Linked DNA regions of Homo sapiens: regions 2, 3, 4 and 5 are each linked to region 1. The links are chromatin contacts, found by Hi-C in ENCODE. All regions are on one chromosome and are shown on one strand. Each heading gives the region's core, a stretch centred on a gene start or an enhancer-like site at or near the end of the contact. The rest is flanking DNA. Distances are from core to core; before and after follow the strand shown.

Region 1 (3,933 bases), core at 463-2,962:
TAATTCATCAGATTAGGTCATTCAACTATTTTTCCATACTCTTTAAACGCAATTATCACTTATGATATGCACACAGTCTCAAGAAAGTCAAGGTACTCCTTAGAGGTTTAAACTATGTAGCACTACATACAATTTTAATAGGCTATTGTAACAAGTACAGAGCTAGAGCAGGAACTTGGGCAGAGGAACACTCTAGTATTCTCAAACTGTGGCTAAAAGTTAGGGCTGTTAACTCCCAGTAAATTATGAACATAACAAATCAGACATTAAATATTGTTGTACATACAGTTAAACGTTGAGTATTAAATACATAACTATACTTAATCTTTCAACGTTGCAAATCAGGTAGGCTTTAGCATGCTACTAAACATGTCAAACCACTTTTCACAAACATCTTTTACGCTAGATTGCACTTTGCAGATCTTAAAATTGCAAAAAAAAAAGACTTGTTTCCAATAACAATCTATGCACAGAATTTTCACTACAAAGGATATCTTCATCTCCTCTACGATAGTCAAATATTTTCCTAAACCTTACACTTAATCTTGAGTATTTCCTCCAGGCCTTATTTTCCTCTATGCAGTGTCTGGAATCTTAAATATAGGTATTGTAGATACCACTTAAGAACTTTCTTTCTACCAAGGTATATACAATATGTACTGGGAGGTTCCTAGCAGAGATAGGGTAGCTATTTTTAAAAGCACGAACGGTAAAGGGGTTGTTTTACACAATTAAGTTAGAATTGGAGATGTTTGAGAGTCATACAGATTAAGTAACGGATCTAGTTTAGTTAAGGTATTTTAAAGGCAAAGCCTTACCTAAAAAGCTTTCGTTATTACTTTTAATCAAGTTAAAAATCACAAAAGAAACTTGCCATATCAAAAGTTTTATATCCTGTCTAAATAAGGCGATGGTTATTAGCAGGGGGTGTGGTAGACAGAAGGGATGAAAGCAAAGACAGACCACAGCGCGAGATGACGGTCTCAATCTGTACAGTACTCGTGTAAGCGCTCTGGATTTAAAGAACCTAGCATATTTGATCTCCGTCCATAATTCTCCAATTAGTCCTGCTGCGAAGACAGCCAGGTAGGATACTAGTCAGTGCCGGCCTCTCCAGGGTAAGTGAGGAAGAGAATGGCCTGGACAAGGAGGACGTCAACGGTATCACGCTGCACAAAGAACTGCTGTCAATTTTCTTGTGTCCTTACGTTGAGCCAGGCTTTTAGCTATTGTAAAAGCTTTATTTGCACATCACTTAATCTACACAATTTTGCAAAGTAGGAAATTAGGGTCTCCATGGAAGCCGGAACATCTGAAAGCGCAGATCGAGTGGCTGAACGGCGAAAAGCGCGGCGAGTGGGACTCCACGGCCCGAGCTTTCGGCCACCGAATTTAGAATGATACTGAAAACCGAAGGGAAGTCAAACAGGGATCACTACGCCCTTGTTTCGCACCTTAAAACCTACTTCTTCCTCTTTCAGGGACTCCAGGAAGGCCGGGGGGAGGTGGGGCTGGCGGAAGTGGACGCGGCGACCCTCCTGCCGCAGGCGCGTCCAGAACGATACCTTGGCCACTACTTCTGCAACAGCTATCTTCCTCCTCCTCACATTTCAAGGCTCTTCGAAGCTCTCCAGCCACGGCTAGCCCCGCGCACTGGGCCCTCCAGGACCGTACCACCGTCCGCCGTCGCCTGGAACTACCGCCGCCACATTCGAAATTTTCCGCCTCGCTCCTCCATTGGTTGGCTGGGAGGCGGTCACGTGGCGCAGGATGCACCCAACACCACCGTCGCAGGCAGAGTCCCGCCCCGCCAGGCGACGTCACGTGACGCACATTCGCTCAAGTCCACATCCGGGCATCCACCTGGCCCTGGGGCGGAGCCTGCGGTCGGGTCTCGGCGACCCGCCGGGACTTTCTAATCAGAGTCGTGGGGATTTTACGGGTGGAGTTACTCCGAAACCTTTAAGGCCGAGTGTGATAGGTAGTTCAAAGCTTCCTGTTTCTTCAGTCTGACAGCTTCAAATGTCCCGGGTTGTGCTCAAAGCCTCCCTCTTGTGAGAAGAATCTCTTTGGTTGCCTGTTAAAGCGGTCAGCCAGCTTGCAACACGGAAGCAGCTTTTAGAGGAATTAAAACCAAAACAAGGAGCAAATTCTGGATTAAAAAGGTATTAGGGAAACTGCAGATACCTGAAAATTCTAGCTCCATGTTTCTCTTTGCCGGCTATCTCTGGCTCTTTAACTCTTCTCGAGAAATGGCACCAACATCCATCCAGTTACCGACTAGAAGCCTGAGAAATCGTCCTTAATGATTATTTATCCTCTCTTAACCTTTGCCCGTCCAGTCGGTCACACGATCTTCTCAACTCTGCTTTCCAAGTTTCTCTCATGCCCATCTTTTTCCCCCCAATCCAGCTTCCAGCCTAATCTCATTCCCTAAATTGCACTAGTACCCACTCTGACCGCAGACTCCACTCCCTATATTCTTCATAGATTAATATTTTTACAAAACAAGTATCAAATAGGAAACTTTACAATGGCTCCCTATTGCATTTAAGGTGAATTTCAAACTCCTTTAAGATATTTTGTCCTTAAAGAGCCCCATGATTCCTGGTTCCATCACTTGTACATTTTCTTTAATTTTCTTAAAATTCTTGCCACTTTTGCCAATGCTGTTCTGTCAAGAACACTCTTTCCCTTGGCCGAACTTACTCCTATGTATACTGAAGTTTCACTGTACAGATGAATTCTTCCAGAAAGACTTATCTACCCCTAAAGCCCCTGAGTGTCTGCTTTACACTTTCTTAGTGCCCTGCATTTTCCCCTTGGTATTCCTTGTGACACTGACTTGTCGTTCATTGCCTGTTTCTTGAAGTTGAATAAGGGCAGGAACTACATCTGCTTTGTTCATAGCTAAATTGTCAGCATCTCGTTGCAATTTGAAGTAAGTAGTAAATATTCACTGGGACAATAAAGGAACAAATAAATGAAAACGAAACAAATGTTTTGAATCTAGGCATTCTTTATGAAGGTGTGTTGTTGTTTTTTAAAGGTAGCTAACACATGCTTGCTCTAGTCTGGGTACCCATCCTGGCTTGAGTGGAAGAGGCTGAAACACCCTTCTCCAGCCAACAACTCCCTCGTTTTCCAAGTTAACCAGACCAACTCCATTAACCCTCAGTTTACTGCCACTGGGCAATGTGGCTTATATGTGTAGAAGCATCAAGAAGGAATGGGCAGAGAGGTTTTTTGTTGTTTGAGGTCAGAAAATTATGAAGTGGAACATGAGAGCAGAGAATAGGGCCAGCTTCATGAGCAGGCAACCGGTGCTTAGAAGGGCTGTACATTTGGTTTAATGCTCTGCTGTTGCCGTCTTGAAATGCTTAGGAGTTTATATTTGAACTTATGTTTTGTAAGTGATGTCTGATGAGACAATGGAGCAATCTTGTGAGCAGATGTGATTCATGCAATGTGTGTGTCTGTCACTGTTTCTTGCCCCATGTCATACAATGTTCAGGATGCGCACTAAATGGCCTCCATGAACCACTTATTTTGTAGTTAGGGACCTAAGTACAAAGTGCTCAGAAGGGCTCACCCTTGCCCTCTTGAAATTATTATTATTTTCTTTGAGACGGAGTTTTGCTGTGTCTCCCAGGTTGGAGTGCAGTGACATCATCTTAGCTCACTGCAACCTCTGCCTCCCAGGTTCAAGCAGTTCTCCTGCCTCAGCCTCCCAGGTAGCTGGGATTACAGGGACCCACCACTACGCCCCCTAATTTTTGTATTTTTTTGTAGAGACAGAGTTTTGCCATGTTGCCTAGGCTGGTCTCAAACTCCTGAGCTCAAGTGATCTGTCTGCCTCAGCCTTCCAAACTGGGATTACAGGCTAAGCCATCATGCCCAACCACGTTACTATATTTTCTAACCACTTACACT
Region 2 (3,933 bases), core at 402-2,901, 8.2 Mb after region 1:
TAAGTGCCATAAAAAAGAAAAAGATTGGTTCTATTACTTCATGGATTATAAAAAAAACTTCAGCATTTTACTTAATAATAATGACAAGGTTCTGCATTGGTAATTAATAGTAGCCAAGCGTTTATGGTATACCAAGCAGTGTGCTTCACCTTTTGGAGAAACTATCTCATTTGTTCTTCATAAGCATTCAGTAAATCTATGTAATACCTCTGAGGTTGTAAAGAATCTCCTCAGATTACAGGTGGAGAAATTGAGACATGAAAACATTAGAAAGTAGGGGAGCCAGAAATGAAAATCAGGCAGCTGACTCCAGAGCCAGCATAACTCTTAGAAACTATGCTTTGGTGCCTTAGAGTATGTATTACACCCATTTCAGAGATAAGGAAAATGAAGAAAAAGTTTAGCCTCTTACCCATTGTCAAGTAAATGGAAAAATCAGCATTCAGATACTGGTGTTCTGACCTAATCCAGTGTCATTTCCCATTATGTTATGCTGTCTCTTTAATATTAAAACCTTCTACTTGCGTAAGATGTCTGGCTTACAAACAATATCACATTAAAATTTGGAAATATCCTGTAAAGGATGCACTGTTCTCAATTTACAGATGATGAAATGATCACAAGATTGGGCAATGAGATATGGCGTTTTTAGAGAAATGAAATTCTGCCTTGAGATCTTGCTCAATCCAATTTGAAATTCCAATCTAAAAACCAAAATGTCTTCTACACATAAGGCGCAAGGGTCAATTTTAATTCTGGTACGTCTGTCTTTGATCACCTTAGCAAATTTCCATCACCTCTTGGAGCAACTGATGGTTTGATTTGTACTAGAGTTTTCGTGGGTATTTTATCTCGCTTTCGAGTATTGGGGTTTCTTTTGTGTAGAGGGTGTCAGCCTACCTTGCACGTAGTAGTAGTTACTCAACAAACAGCCGAAGGCTGGAATGAATACCGTATACAGGTTAGACATTGGAGAAACGACGAATACCTGTTAGCCCTCGATCAAGTGCAGGGGGTCGATATTCACCACTCAGATGCCCCAGGGAGTACCGTCCTAGCCAATGTCCCTCTTTTCTTTCCGATAATTTGTATCGGAAAGAAGCATTTAGCAGTCTCAATGAATGAAAAAAAACTGAAGGCGCCCCAGTAAGAGTACGAAAAGAAAAGGAGTAATTAGAGAAGTGAATGACCAAGAAGGGCCTGGACAGCTGGGGGTGAGGGTGACAGGGGAAAGGGTGTGGACAGCTGGGTGTGGGGGTGACTGGGGAAAGGGATGCCCAGGAGTGGGCCGCTCCCTAGTCAAAGGAGGGGGCGCGGGAGGGAGTGAGAAAAAAATGACGTGTCTTTTTGGACCGGCAACAGCTACGGAGGTTGGCCGCGGCATTGCCCGCATCCCTATCCTCCACCCGTCCCTGGCGAGTCACTCACCCAGAAGCCAGGCTACGTAGGGCCGCCCCCAAGGCCGCCGAGTTTCGATTCCTTAGTGTTTGGAAACGGACCGAAAACAAACCGGGTCGCCAGGGGTCACCACGGGCTTCCGGTTTCTTCGAAGACACCGCCGCTTCCACAGCGAAGGGAGCTGCTCCGGGCACGTCGCGGAGGGAGTCCCATTTCTTCTGACTCGGCAGGAGCCCGGGACGTTCTGGAAGGAGGGACGAGCCGAGGCAGGAGGGGCCGGGCCGACGCGAGAGAAGGCCCGTTACCCAGCAATACGCGCGCGAGACCCAGGCCCGCCGTCGGGACCAGCACGGGCCGGAGGGAGGGGAAGCACTCCGGAAAGTGATTGGAAGTGTGGATGAGCTCTCAGCCGGAAAAGGGGCTGCCGCTGTCCGCGGGCTCGGCGCCAGGGACGCGCGAGGAAACCGGAAGTCAGGCCCGAGGGAGCTGGGAGGGCGTTAGCGAAGCCAGGTTCGGTCGTGGGGGTGGGGAAGTGCAGGAGTGGCGCGCGGCGTACTACATGTCCCGTGAGCCTCCGCGGCGGGACGGGGCGGGGCCGCGGGACGCCAGGAGGCGGAGGCGGAGTGGAGTTAGGTAAGAGCGTTACCAGCCGTCTTGTCTGTTGGGCCGAGGTCCCCCTTCAGGGGCGCCCTCTGGTGCGTCTTTTTCACTCAGTGTCCTTTTGGGGGGTCCCCGGGCCGTGTGGTGCGTGCTGGCTCGGCTCAGTAGCGCTGTTACAGGCTTACGAGCTGACGTGGCTGGGAACTGGGAAGTCTGTTAGAAGCCGTTCCTCTGTAGCCTCTGTTTTCTAAACTACTTGCAAGCCCTCAGGCGATCACTTGAGGCACAAGCTCGACGAATTGCGTAGGGGTCTGTAATTATTCACAAACGACACCACGACTTCTAGCACACTGCTCAATTTATGGAATGAGAGACAGGGAGAAGATGCCAGAGTACTGGAGTTGCGCCCGGCTTCCCTGGAGTTGCCACCACCTTGGTTATTTCTAGATGATAGACCGTCCCTAGCTGTGGAGTCACAAGTAGTTGAATTAATTAGTCATTGAAGGTCGCAGCCAGGTGGAACCCCTGTAACTCTAAGGTATTATTGGTTAAATAAACAAATAAACAAGGAACAATAATTATAGAAAATTTAACGTCACTAACCGCCGATTAGCAATACGGACATTACTCACCACCCCCTTAAAGTAGTATTTTGTCATCTGTCCGCTTAACTATCAGCCCAACTGTCAGCCCAATAGGATGGATTTCACTCAAGGGTTTATATGAAAATTCGTTTTTATTGTTGTTGGTTTTTTTATTGTCTTTTTTGGTTTAGATTTAAGTGAAAATTTATAGCTGTTAGGAACAAAGACCACAAGTTGAAGTTTTATGACATTTCTAAAAATACTTAGAAATCTGTGTTAATGTTATCGTTGAGAAAGGAAACGATTTGCTTCAATTTACTGGGCTGGAGAATGGAAGAGAGCAGTGTTTTTAATATTTTGAGCAAGTATCAGTCCTTAAATTTTTTTATTGCTTCCATGATGCATTTTGAGAATTTTCAATTTAAAACAACCATTAGGTGTATGTTTTTACAAGTAGAGTTTTGAAGAATGCTAGCAAAATTGGTTGAGGCATCACAAGTTATTAGAAATAAAGTGGTAACCTGGTTTTTAATTTGAAGGTGTAGAAATATTTTTGAATCTTCGTTCACAATTTAAAATAATTTAAGAATTGTTGAAAAGGCAGGGGACATCATTTTTATCTTTTCTTTCTGAGTAAGTAAAGATAAAATGTCATAAATCAGTATTTTGAAGTTTATCTGGTGAGAGAGTCAATTTTTGTTTCACAGTGCACACTACACAGTGGGTTTATTAACATATAATGGGTTTATTAAGAAATGTATTTGCTTAACCAGGATGTACAAATTTTATTATTTTAGTCAAGTAAAACATCTTAGTTTTTCTTTTTGGGTTGTAGAACCCCTGCTAGATTATGACAAAATATAATCCGTATAGTCATTGGATTTAGCTGCAAATGGTCACTTTCCACCCTGTATCTGCTTCAATTAACTTTCTCAAATAAAATAAATTGTTAGAGAAAACTTGTTACACAGTTCATATATAATCATGTATTAAAGGTTTATTATCAGGGAAAGACCTCTGATAAGTTAATTAAAAGATACAGTCTTGATAAGGACATTTTATAGGAAAAGAGAATGGTTAGATAATTGTTAAGCTCTAAGAAAGAAAAGAATTTAGGGGTCCTGAATGATAATCTTAACTGATAGCCAACTAGTTCAGTGAGTGGTTGGTTTTCCAGAGCATCTTGATTCCATTGAAATTTATTGGAACTTTGCTTAGGGATTTTTTTCAGGAATTTTCATATTTTCCCAAGAGGGAGTTGTGAATTACATCATCTAAAAAGCTGTGTCCAAGGCCAAGTTTGGGACAGTTTCTTTTCTTTTAAACCATTACATTTTTTGTAGCTACAAAT
Region 3 (3,933 bases), core at 365-2,864, 8.1 Mb after region 1:
TTTAAAAATGTGTTGATTTAAAAACAAATGTTAAATAGTAATGTTTCAAGTAATAGCTATGGCAGAAATGGTAGAAGTGGTCCTTTAAAGTCTTTCAAATGCATTGTATGATATCACATTTATTCCTCAGAACAACCTTGTAAATTGGAAACCAAAGTCCAGAAAAATAATAGAACTTACTCAACTCACTAAGATAACAGATCAAACTTTCCTCCTTTACCATAATACCCTTTTGCATATAGAAAGATTTAGTTTAATTCTTGAATATGGGTGTCTGACCTGTGTTTTCATACTCCATCTCCTCAAAAAGATTGCTTTAGCTTTCTAAATCAAATCCTTCACCTTCAGAACAATAAAAGAGGCATACCAGAGTCATTTTGGTGTATTTCTAAGCATATTTACAAAATATACAAGGAAAAGGACCTGATTCCCTGGCTGGGTGAGTGAAACGTTAATTCTTCACCTTGGCACCTCAACCTACAGCTGTAATAAGGGCCGTTATGCCCAAATAGGCCCTTAAACGGAAGACCTGCTGAGCAGAGACCCACTTTCCCAGCCCTGCTCAACTGCCTCAGCTTTTCTGCCAACTGACCAGGCGGAAGCAGCAGCAGGGGAGGAGGGACTGCAGGTAGGTGGGGAGGGGATCATTTTGAAAGCCCTGAATCCCTTGCAGGGAAGAAGCAGCTGCTCCTTGTTTTTCTAAACATCTGTCCCATCTGTCCCAGGCCTCAGCTCACCCTTTCGTGGCTCGAGCCAGTTAAACGTGAATTTGACAAGGAAGCACTTCTGAAGGCTGGTTTGTGAGTGGAAATGAACCTAAGTGCCACCTAGAAAGTTTCTTCTATTGAGAAGAGGTGAGTAGTGGGTCTTCAGCGGGACGGCTATTACCTTCCTTCATTTTACTCTCACAAAACATACAGCTTTTACTGATAGAGGCAGGATTTGTAACATCACCCAAATCATACTGTACGTCCTGAGGATATTATTTCACAACATAGAGGTACTTCTAGAGCCCATATTTTAACGTCTAGGAGAGCCACAGTCTTTGATTTGAAGGAGAAATAACGATATTGCACACACCATATCACCTTTATGGTAGAACAAGCTGTGAACAACTAGTGCGTGTGGCGTTTATCACATTTAACAGCGTGTTGCTTTTATTTGTCTCCTCTGCCACACTGCTCCTTGAGAACAGGGACGTTATTTTTATTGTTATTTTCCCCTCGTATTCAGAACCGTGGCTGGAACTTGGCAGGCATGAAATAGACATTTATGAATGAATGAACGTTAACGAAGAAAAAAAAAGGAACTGGATGATTCATTTGGTTCTCCGAAGGCGGGTATGGGGGACGGGGCTCGGACTTTGGCCCAGTCACCGAGTGAGGCACAGTCCCAAAGTCCTGCAGGTCCGCCTCCAGTCACGGCCGACCCGGGTCTGCAACTGGTGCACAAGCCTCCTGAAGCGAGGCTGCGCGCGTCCTGCACGGTCCCGCCCCAAAGGCACGCAGACACGCCCCCTTTCCTGGTCATTCCCCCTGCGAAGTCAGTTCCACTCTAGTTACAGGATTGGGGCGGGGCCAGAAAGGCGCAGGCGCAACGGGCGGCGGAAGTAGGAGCCTGGGAAGGAAGAGGGAACGGGTCCTGGCGGTGCTTTGCAAAGGGCCCGTGTTTCTGTTGCGGGAAGCTCCCGGGGGTCGCACGTGCGTCCGAGCCCAAGCCCCTCCCCTCCACTCCCCTTCCTGCGTGCCCCGGAGCCGCCAAGCGGCTACGTTCTTCTCGGCCCGCCGAGATGGCGCTCGACCCCGCAGGTACCGGGGCGGGAAGCGGGGTTTGCCGAGGGGCCTCGCCCCGGGTCTCACGCCGCGGGCCATGCGGGCTGGATGCCGACCTGGGAAAGGTGCAGAGCTCTGGGTAGCATTGCTTCCACCAGCGTCTCCTCATACCCGGCGGCTGCTTCGCCCGGTCTGAGGTCATCTTCTCACTTGTTGGGGATTATGGTTATCTGAGGTTGCGTTTGTTGTCTAAAGTATCATCCATTGTGGTTTCCAACTTAACGCGACTAGTCTCTTCATTGTCACCCTCTTTTCGCCCCTTAAGGTCACAGATGCATTTAATGTATGCTGCAGACACTCTGGCCCCAGAAAAATTTGTATATTTGTTCTGGCGCACAGTTTTACATTTCTGTTTGGGAGTTCATGGACCCCGAGTTCATCCTTGTAACCCAACTTAAAAACATATTTCAAAGGATCCATCACTATGGCAGGAGTCAGTTTCTTTGGAAAGGATCTTCAAAATCTTGAATGTTGTTTTAATCTCTTTGCTTCCAGCCACTTCCGTTTGCAGCAATAGTTAACTTACCCTCGAATTCCCGTCCTTGTGGAAGGTCACCTGCAGTATCTTTGCGTTAGGCTATTTTTGCAAGGGAATAGATAACATTTTTGGAGGGAATGGTAGTTGGTCTAGTCCATTTCTTTCATTTTATGGATACAAAAAGTCAAAACATTGAGAGGTAAATGGCGTCAAACTTGGGAGATTCAGAAATGGAAAATGCTCTTTCGGAGCCTTCAAGGAGCATGGAAAATATATGTAGCACAGAAATAATGTTTTAATTGAACATGTTATTACCATGCTAAGTGTTCTCTATTATCCAACAATAATATGTGGTATGGTAGGTCCTTTTAGCTCCATTTTACAGATTAGGAAACTGAGGCGAAGAGAAGTTAAGTGACTAGTCCAGCAGGTAGTGGTAGATCAGGGAGTACTCTAATTTGAAGCATAGAGGAGTTCTGGAACATAATGATCATATTCATTTTGGACTAGGTGGTTATGAAGCAGTTAGCAGTTGATCTGGGCTTTGAGGGATGGAATTTCCAGTGGTTGGAGCTGGAGAAGAGGCAGCCCTATGAGCAAAGGTTTAGATAGTAAGGTGCACTGTGCGATGCTTGGTTTCAGGATGACTACCATGATTTGGTTCTTGAGGGTAGAAGGGGTAGAGTATAAGTGAGGGGTGAGTAAGGAAGGTTCAAGTTTAGGCCCATATAATTTATGGTATCTTTTTTTTTTATTTTACTGAAACGGAGTCTCACTGTCGCCCAGGCTGGAGTGCAGTGGCGCTATCTCGGCTCACTGTAGCCTCCGCCTACTGGGTTCAAGCAATTCTCCCACCGCAGCCTCCTGAGTAGCTGGGATTACGGGCGCCCGCCACCACGGCCGGCTAATTTTTGTATTTTTAGTAGAGATGAGGTTTCGCCGTGTTCGCCATGCTGGTCTGGAACTCCTGACCTCAAGTGATCTGCCTGACTTGGCCTCCCAAAGTGCTGGGATTACAGGTGTGAGCCACCGCACCCAGCCTAATTATGGTACTTCTGAACTTGAAGTGACCTTTAAAGTAATCTCATACGGATGAGGAGACTGAGAATGAGAGAGGTTAAAGATTTCCATATATCTACACTTTTTGAATTTAGACAAGGAAATTTGGGAAAAAAGTCTTCATACTTGCTCTCTTCACTTGCTTACCTTCCAGTTACTCATAAGCCACTCCAATCTTGTGTTGTACCCAAGGCCACACAGCTAGTTGCTGGTAGAGTCAAGTCTGGTTAGAACCTAGGTAATTTCATTTCCAGTCCAGTGCTGTAGACCATGCCACCTTTTGAGTATTGATTAAACAAAGACTTGTTGAGTGTCTGGTATATGTCCCATATTGTTCTGGACCCTAGGGAACAGTAGTACATAGGACAAACAAAATTCCTGCTCCCAATAAAGCTTATCTAGTGGTAGAAAAAACAATTAACACCCCCTTTTCCCCCTACACAGACACGTGCGTGGGCACACACACATACACACACACATTTTTACAGATTGTGATAAACATGAAGAAAATAATGTCATGTGGTAGATGGTGAAGAGATTAGTCAGTGAAGAGCTTTATGAGGA
Region 4 (3,933 bases), core at 392-2,891, 7.2 Mb after region 1:
AGAAACAGTAATCAAGCAACATACAGAAAATGATTGGGGAGTGAGAGCAGGAGTGTGGGGGTGCAAAAAGGAAAGTCCATTCCAGGCAGTGTGAGCAACAGGTGAGATAATTACACACAGGAGAGAATGTGACATATTCTGGGAACAATCAAGATGGAACTGCTGATAGAAGGCCTAACTAAAGATTGGATTAGGGTAATGGGGAATCATTGCAGGACTTTAAGTAGGGAAGGGAAATGCCCTTATGTGCGTTTTAAAAAGATCAGTTTAGCCGGGCACGGTGGCTCACGCCTGTAATTCCAGCACTTTGGGAGGCTGAGGCGGGTGGATCACCTGAGATCAGGAGTTCGAGACCAGCCTGACCAACATGGTGAAACCCCTTCTCTACTAAAAATACAAAAATTAGCCAGGCGTAGTGGCTCGCGCCTGTAATCCCAGCTCTCTGGAGGCTGAGGCATGAGAATTGGTTGAACCCGGAAGGCGGAGGCTGCAGTGAGCTGAGATCGCTCCACTGCACTCCAGCCTGGCAGCACAGCAAGACTCCTTCTAAAAAAGGAGTCTTTTTTAGAAGGACTCCATATATATATATATACACATATATATATATCAGTTCAACAATGGTGGGGAAAAAAGTGGATTGGATAGATAGGGCCAGACTAGAATCGGAGAAGCCAGATGGGTGTTGAATTTAACCAACCGATGGTGGAAATTGAGACAGTAAAAATAGAGATGGTAATGTGGGAATTGATTCAACACCTATTAAGAAGGGATAGTCTTGATAATTGATAGAGATGCAGAGGAAGCAGCAGTAAGTGTCATGGATGTCGTCTAGAGTGTAGTTTTTGAAAGCTGAATGGATAGTGATGCCCAAAATAGGGAATCCAAGAGCAGCAGCAGACATGGGGAAGATGGCGTTCAGGGTTGCACATGTGTGGCGTTAACTTGGCAGCTGGATTTTGGGGTCTGACAGTTAGTAGAGCAGGCTAGGTTCCAGTTGGAGACTTTCTAATCATCGTCAGATAGATGGTGCCTGAGGCGAGGAAGTGGAAGGGCTCACCGAAGTAGGGCAGAAAAGCAGAGGGGCAAAGTCAAAGCAGCATCCTGTAAGGAGAAGGCAGAAAAGCGACGCTCATAGAGATGAAGAATGAACCTCCAGAGGCGTCGGAGCAGATTGGAAGAGACACATTCAGGCTCCATTTAACCAGAATAATTCCGTTATCAAAATGGAAGCGCCAAGAAGCATCGTTGATGGCGCTTTCCCACCATCCATCCGTCCAACACAAACCCACCTGCTTTGAAAAGACTGCCTCACGCAGTGACTCACTTACCCACCACAGCCGCATTCTCTACCTCTGCCTCTTGTCTAGTGAAGCTGGCTCCCGAGGCTTCGGGGCCGCTCCACAGGGACCTGAGGACGTCTCCCCGGAGACCCTGACTCAAGCTGCTCGCCGGCACAGCCGAGCACCGGCTCCCGCCTACTCACCGCGCGGGAGGGACGGTCCCTCCTTCAGGCCAATCTCCTTATCATTGTCCCTGCTGCTGTCACCTGCTGCTGCAGACCGGGGGTCCCGTCCAGTCTCAGCCCGTCCCGTCCTCCCCCCAGCCTATTCCCGGTCCCCTCAACCTCAGGGACACCGCGGCCAGCTGCACCGTTGGTTTTCCAATCAAATCCTCCTCCAGGCCACCAACCAGCGCTGGCCAGGCCAATGCCGACAATTCTTCCTCCGCCACCTGGGGCGCCTCAGCCAATCGGGAGCAGCCATGCTGCGCAGTGCAGAACGCCATAGCGACGGATGACGCCTGCCGGGGAATCGCCGTAGCAACCAGAGACGCGCTAGATCCACCACCAAGCTTGCAAGCAGAAGAGGCAGCAAGTGATGCTGAAGGCTGTGCTGCAGCCACTTCACCGGAACCTAGAGCTACCTGTGAACAGGTCTCCTACACGTTGAAGATTTTTCTGGATTTAGGGTGTCTAACCTTTGATGGGAAAGGGCAGCTTCATCTTGGAGTGTTTACTTTCAAGAATTGCTATGGGCTAAAAATCAATTCTCTTTAAAAGCAAAGATTTAATCTGATAAGGAATCAATGCAGCATGCTAAATACCTTTCATATGGCATGAAAACGTCTTCAGTTACTCAAGCCACAGGCAATGAGAATAAGGTGCCACAGCACCGTATTTTTCACAAAAAGAGTGACCTGGGATTCAAGAAACCTGTATAGTATAACTATCGCCAGTTCGTTTTGTGGCTTTGGGCAAGTCACTTCACCTTTTGTGAAAGTCTGGAGCTTCTTTAAAATTTCTGAACTGCATTAGATAACGCTTTAAAAATATACCTGACATTCTGTAACTTTAAATAAATGAAAAATGCCAATCTATTAAGTGCTTAATTTTGTGCCGGGCACGATTTCAAATTCTTTCCTTATTTCACTTAGTTATAAAATGGAGGCACAAGAAGTTTCCTAAGTAGTCCAGTATGGCAGAGCTAGTGATGGAGTCAGGGTAAAACCTACTTCGAGTCTGGTCTTAACCACGATGATGCTCCTTCGACGATTTCTTCGAGTACTGGGCCCTGTTCAACCTCATCTTGGTATCACTAAACGCTCGTGTGTGTGTCTGGTGGTTACATCTTCCCAAACTGGATTTTAAATGAATACAGTGAACCCTAACGTTTTTCTGGTGTGGATAGTAAGTAGGCCCATTGGATTAACAATACTTAAGCTTGGGTAATTGAAAGCATTTTTTAAAATGAAGACGGTCCTATTTTGGAAATGCAGAAAGGCGAGATGAAAGCCAAACTCTGGTGAGTATAGCAGAACTAATTAAACTTCAGAGATCTAAAACAATCAGGATTAATGTTACCAATAAAACAAAACAAGGTGACGGGGCAGGAAGACCGATGCTGAGTAGAAAAAGTATTCTGTACATACATTCTAAATGTTAAGCAGTCGGCCTGGCTTGGTGGCTCACACCTGTAATCCTAGCACTTTGGGAGGCCGAGGCAGGAGGACCACTTGAGGTTAGGAGTTCGAGACCAGCCTGGCCATCATGGCCAAACCCTGTTTCTACTAAAAACAGAAAAATCAGCCGGGCATGGTGGCACATGCTAGTCCCTACTACTCAGGAGGCTGAGGCACAAGAATTACTTGAACCCAGGAAGCAGAGGTGCAGTGAGCCAAGATCATGCCACTGCACTCCAGCCTGAGAGACACAGCAAGACTCTATCTCAAAAAATAAACATTAAGCAGTGAGACATGACTGCACTGAACTTCTCATCTTCACCAGAATACCAATTGTGCTTCCCATCTTTCCACTACTCAGTAAAATTAAAGTCTTAAACTAATGTTTTGGCCATCCCAGAATATTCCTGAACTTCCCTGAAAGCTGCAGCGATTAAGAGGCAAGAATGACACTGCCTCTAAAAGACACATACACTATCATCTCAAATGTTAAGGGTCCCTCTGTAAAATGACACAAAATAAAATCCCACAAGAGATCTTGCACCAAGCTTATAGCTTATATAGCAAGGCTCAAAACTATGAAAACATATTTTTCTAAGGCCTTTTTTTAAATGAAATGCATAACGTAAATTATACAGTTCAAAAGTAAAACAGCATAATGTCCTAACTACAGCATAAAGGTAACAAATCTGCATGTAAGTAGATATTCAGGATCACCTCAACAAGAAGATAAAACCACTTCCCAAAATTTATAAATACTTTAGCCCAATGGTCTAGAACAAGAAAAGGCTATTCACACACACACACACACACACACACACACACAATCTAAGTGGAGGAATGAGAATGATCTTGTAGACTGAAAGCAGAAGGCTGAGTACAATTTGAAGTAAAGGCAGAACTTAAATTGGGCTTTGAAAGAAAAGCAGAAAGGTTTTCTAAACAGCAGAAATGTTTTCATTAAAAGCACAGAGG
Region 5 (3,933 bases), core at 1,434-3,933, 6.1 Mb before region 1:
CCTCAGGAAGCCTTCTCAGACCCCATAGAGCCTTTCACTAAACGATCATAGCATGCTGGGCTTTTCCTTCATGTCACCTATGACAGTCTGTAATCATGCATTTGTCTGGTGATGTTTTAATGGCAATCTGTTCCACCATGCCAGGAGGGCAGAGAATGTGTCACCTTGCTCACCACTATATGCCCAATGGCTGGCACATCACGTGTGCTCTATAATTGTTGACTGAACAGGAGTTGGCAGGCTCTGCATTAGAAAGAGGAAACTAAGAAAGAAACACTATGGTGCTGACACAGGAGAAGTGTGGCTAGCCCAAGGCCCAGGTGCGAGGCTGAGAGCCCTTGAATGCCAAACCAACGAGTTTAACCTGAAGGCTGGGTAGCAGGTGGACCCCTGAAATAAACTTGTACAGGCAAGTGATTCACTCAGAACAGAGGGCAGGTAAATGCATGATTCAATAAAGATGTGGGCACCCATTGTACACCAAGCCCTGTGCTAGATGCTGGGGATTCCACAGCCCATCTGATGCTCTCAGCTTAGTGCGAGAAGACAGGCAGGAAGTAAGATGGCAAAAAATAAAAAAGGTCATTTCAGACAGTTCAGGATGTGAAAGACACAAAGGGTCAGGAGGTGATATTGGAGCTAAATGTTAAAGGATGAGGAGTCAGCCACGGAAGAGCTGAAGGCAGGATATACCAAACCAAGGGAATAGCCAAGAGGCTAGAGGCTGGGCAGCAAAAGGGTGGGAAGAGACCAGGCTGGAAAGGCAGACAGGGCCAGATCACATAAGCTCTGATACAGTAAGCAGTTTGGGATCATTTTTTAAAAATCCTATGGGAAGCATAAAGGATCAGTGGGGGGCGGAGGGGGGGAAGTTAGGGACTTCTTACGGGGACAGTGGTATGCACAAGATAAATACTAAGGAAGGCCTATAAGTGAGTGCTTTCAATTCTCACTCCTCTCCGAACTAAGAGAGATCTTTGAAGCAGGAAAAGATAGGGCTCCATGTTTTGGAGGCAGATGGACCTAGCCTCCCCTTTCCAGAGAAAACTGCCTCCTGTAAATCCTCAAAGAGGAGGGTCTTGTTTATCAGCACAGCCTCATTATACCCAAAGGCTCAAAAATTATTTGCTAAATGAAGTAAATTAGAGAAAGACTCGAAATTAAAAACAAGAGTGGTGAGGGCAGAGGACTTTTGCTTATGGCACACATTAAGTAGTAATCAGCGGAAATATAATAGTACTCATTAAAGAGTGAGTCTTATGGCTTTACGACCCAGAGGAGGAGAGGTTCTAGAAGCAGACAGCGCCACCAGGGAAAAGGCTCAGAATTTTAGGCTGAGCTAGTCTCCTAACTGGATGTGTAACTACAGGTAGGCCACCTCCTTCTCTGGGCTTCAGATTGCTTGAATTAACTGACGGAGCTGGAGTATTCACCAAAGAATTTCTGGGGGACTTCCAACTCTCTCTGTAGTTTTATAACCATCCATCCCCCTTCTCTGGCGCAGAGAAGGTGCTTCATGAGTATTTGCCGTATCAATGAAGCCCAACATCTCATTTTACAACACTGGATACCAGGGCCTGGAGGGGTTAGGTGGGAGCTCAGGGCCAAGGAGCCAGTTTGTGGCAGTGTGTGGGGAGGCCCTCCGACCTGTGGCTCGGGTACTTCTGAGCTCTTGGGTAGAGTAACATCAAGGAAGCAGTAGGTGGTCGGAGCTCAACTTTGGGGTGGGAGGTAGGCAGGGTTCTCCCTGCAATCCACTGGGCACTAGATTGGATAAGGCTCTTCTGGGGTCACAATGCCCAGGCTCAAACCCCAGCTCCACGATTTGCTGGCTGAGTGGCTTTAGCCATGTCTCCTGTGTCTAACTTTACTCTTCAGTAAAATGTGACCAACAACAGAGCCTGACTTACAAAGGTCGCAGCGAGATCTGTGAGACAAGCCAGGCAAGTTTCCTTGAACAGTGCCTGACAGGTAGCAGGGGGCTCAAAAACATTCCCGTTAGTGGAACTCCTAGCACTCCAGCACAGCACACGCTACCCCGAGTGGCAACTTTTCGGGACGCGCCTTTTAAAGGCGCGTGCAAAATGTAAACACGTGGGGTATGGCAGGAGCGGTAGTGATAATTAACCACCATACATTCCCAGTTTCGAGCCACACGCAACGTGCTCGGCACTTCCCGTGCCCCAACCGGACCTAGTTTACGACTTCCTACGCACAGGCCCCTCTGAGGTCAGGGTTCGGGCTTCACTGTGACCTTGGACCAGCCCCGTTCCCCCCAGAGCTTCGGTTTTCTCATCCGCAAAACAGGAGTAGCGACCCCCCAGCCGGCCCGCCTCCGAGTGTCCCAGGGTGGGCACCTGGGCCGCGCCTCAGGTGGCCCGCGCCCGGCGTGGTCGCGGGGCGCCGGGGCCCGCGTGTCTCCCGCAGGCCCTCGTAGGCCGGTCTCCGTGGCAGCCCGCCCTCCCTACCTTCCTGCCGGCAATAGGACATGGCTGCAGCCCGTCCCTGAGACCTTGCAGAAGCGGCGGTGGCGGCAGCTGCACCTTTACGCCGTGACCTCCCTCTCCTCTGGCAGGGCGGGCTCCTCCGAAGCCCGCGCGGACCCGCCCCCTCCCAGGCCTGCCCGCCGCGCGCCTGCCTCGGCGCCCTCGCAACCGCGGCCAGGCCAACCTCAGCCGGAAACTACATTTCCCAGCAGGTCGCGCGCTCCTCGACAGCTCTCCAGGCAGTAGAAACTACATTTCCCCGAAAGCTTTGCAGTGCGCAGGCGCATCAATGAGGTACTGCAATGTCCCGGACCGTATAGTTTCCAGGACGTCTCGCCGCGCGCATGCGCAGAAACACTGGGCACAGGGGGAGGTAACTGCAGTAAGTCCCGCTTGGCCCTGGAGTCCACGCGGATTTTCGAAGCTGGGGCTGGCAAGAGGCCGCTGGACACCACGCTCCAGTCGTCAGCCCACTTCCTAGCTGAACAGCGCGAGGCGGCGGCAGCGAGCCGGGTCCCACCATGGCCGCGAATGTGAGTATCCCCGGGCCAGCCGGGCCACACCCAGGCTTCCCCGTCGCCCTGGGGCTTTTCCCCGGGGTCCTCTAGGTCCATTTCGCCGCCTGGAGCTCCTCCGTGCGGCTAGGCCCGCATCTCCCTCTGCTCGCCGTGTCTGTGCCTTCGCCAGCTCATCCCTCTGCTCATCTCGCGGCCTGTCCAGGCTTCTTTTGTCCGTGTTCCTTGGCTCGCCTCGTCCTCGGCGTTCGTGCGGAGGCGGACTCGGAGGTGTTGCTCCCGTACTGGGATCTGCTTGTACGCCTCTCCGCGGCCCCTCCTTGCATTCCCAGTTCCCTCCTGTACCTTGGGGCCCTGAAACTTGCGCATTATGAGAGCTGGACGCGACCTCAGAGAGGGCGCCAGTCCCTTGGGAGGGAGGAAGGCGATCCAGCCCAAGTGGAGCTGTCCAGCAATGGACAGACAGGGCTGTCCAGGCGGGCAGAGAGCTCTCCGCCCTAGGGAGTCTCTGTAAACCGAGTCTGTGATGCTCCAAAAAGCTTAGGCTGGGCTGGGAGCGAAGGAGTTGGGGGAGAGGGAGCATTTCTCTACTGTCGGGGCCCCTCCTCCCCCTAGCAAGGATTTGGTTGGAGGAGGCCTGGCTGAGGGCTGTTCCCTCAAGGCCTCTTCTCCCTGCAACTAGCCTTTCTCGGGAAACTATTTAAGCCCAACATTCATTCAACAAGCAGCGCCTCCTACCAGGGCGCTGGGTGTGGGAGAAGCTGGTGACTCACCTCTCCCCTCCTCTGTGAAAGTGCTTCTAGGGCCCGCTTAGGAGCCCAGCCAGCCCCAGACACACCCTCCCTCCTGCTTTGGTAGAGTGTCCTAGCAGCTCTCCCCTTGCCTGTCACACCCTATTTCCAGACACCGCCTCTGTCCCCAAGCGTCCTCTC

Evidence for each region. Hi-C counts contacts between places; a loop is a spot of excess contacts on that map. Pooled maps may share reads with other maps.
Region 2: a map of CD8-positive, alpha-beta T cell shows a loop between it and region 1 (10-fold over the local background). The contact joins the promoter of AZI2 here to the promoter of SGO1 in region 1. A Hi-C loop is called at or near these places in 3 of 168 maps with a recorded cell type or tissue (CD4-positive, alpha-beta memory T cell, CD8-positive, alpha-beta T cell and naive thymus-derived CD4-positive, alpha-beta T cell), 1 of 37 single-sample maps with no recorded cell type and 11 of 50 pooled maps.
Region 3: a loop to region 1 is called in a pooled map, with 10 times the contacts of the local background. The contact joins the promoter of CMC1 here to the promoter of SGO1 in region 1. A Hi-C loop is called at or near these places in 6 of 50 pooled maps.
Region 4: a loop to region 1 is called in a pooled map, with 11 times the contacts of the local background. The contact joins the promoter of NEK10 here to the promoter of SGO1 in region 1. A Hi-C loop is called at or near these places in 6 of 50 pooled maps.
Region 5: a pooled map shows a loop between it and region 1 (19-fold over the local background). The contact joins the promoter of CHCHD4 here to the promoter of SGO1 in region 1. A Hi-C loop is called at or near these places in 5 of 50 pooled maps.

What each region holds. Positions count from the first base shown.
Region 1 is chr3:20,184,494-20,188,426 of GRCh38, forward strand. It overlaps SGO1 (shugoshin 1), which reads right to left and starts at 1,713. Exons shown (of 8, transcript NM_001199251.3): 1 at 1,455-1,713. It overlaps SGO1-AS1 (SGO1 antisense RNA 1), which reads left to right. Exons shown (of 4, transcript NR_132785.1): 4 at 1,482-1,622. RefSeq lists enhancers at 1,431-2,110, 2,131-2,190.
Region 2 is chr3:28,347,173-28,351,105 of GRCh38, forward strand. AZI2 (5-azacytidine induced 2) reads right to left here and starts at 1,652. Exons shown (of 8, transcript NM_022461.5): 1 at 1,429-1,652. ZCWPW2 (zinc finger CW-type and PWWP domain containing 2) reads left to right here and starts at 1,549. Exons shown (of 10, transcript NM_001040432.4): 1 at 1,549-2,031. RefSeq lists enhancers at 1,519-1,578, 1,766-2,746, 1,846-2,140, 2,179-2,258.
Region 3 is chr3:28,240,005-28,243,937 of GRCh38, forward strand. CMC1 (C-X9-C motif containing 1) reads left to right here and starts at 1,615. Exons shown (of 4, transcript NM_182523.2): 1 at 1,615-1,808. The coding sequence starts at 1,790. RefSeq lists a silencer at 1,828-1,907.
Region 4 is chr3:27,367,742-27,371,674 of GRCh38, forward strand. NEK10 (NIMA related kinase 10) reads right to left here and starts at 1,642. Exons shown (of 36, transcript NM_001394966.1): 1 at 1,484-1,642. RefSeq lists an enhancer at 900-1,400.
Region 5 is chr3:14,122,187-14,126,119 of GRCh38, forward strand. CHCHD4 (coiled-coil-helix-coiled-coil-helix domain containing 4) reads right to left here and starts at 2,684. Exons shown (of 3, transcript NM_001098502.2): 1 at 2,469-2,684. The coding sequence starts at 2,490. It overlaps TMEM43 (transmembrane protein 43), which reads left to right and starts at 2,866. Exons shown (of 12, transcript NM_024334.3): 1 at 2,866-3,019. The coding sequence starts at 3,008. RefSeq lists enhancers at 1,441-1,540, 2,309-3,043, 2,911-3,110, 3,044-3,778, 3,211-3,500 and 2 more and silencers at 2,101-2,150, 2,161-2,720.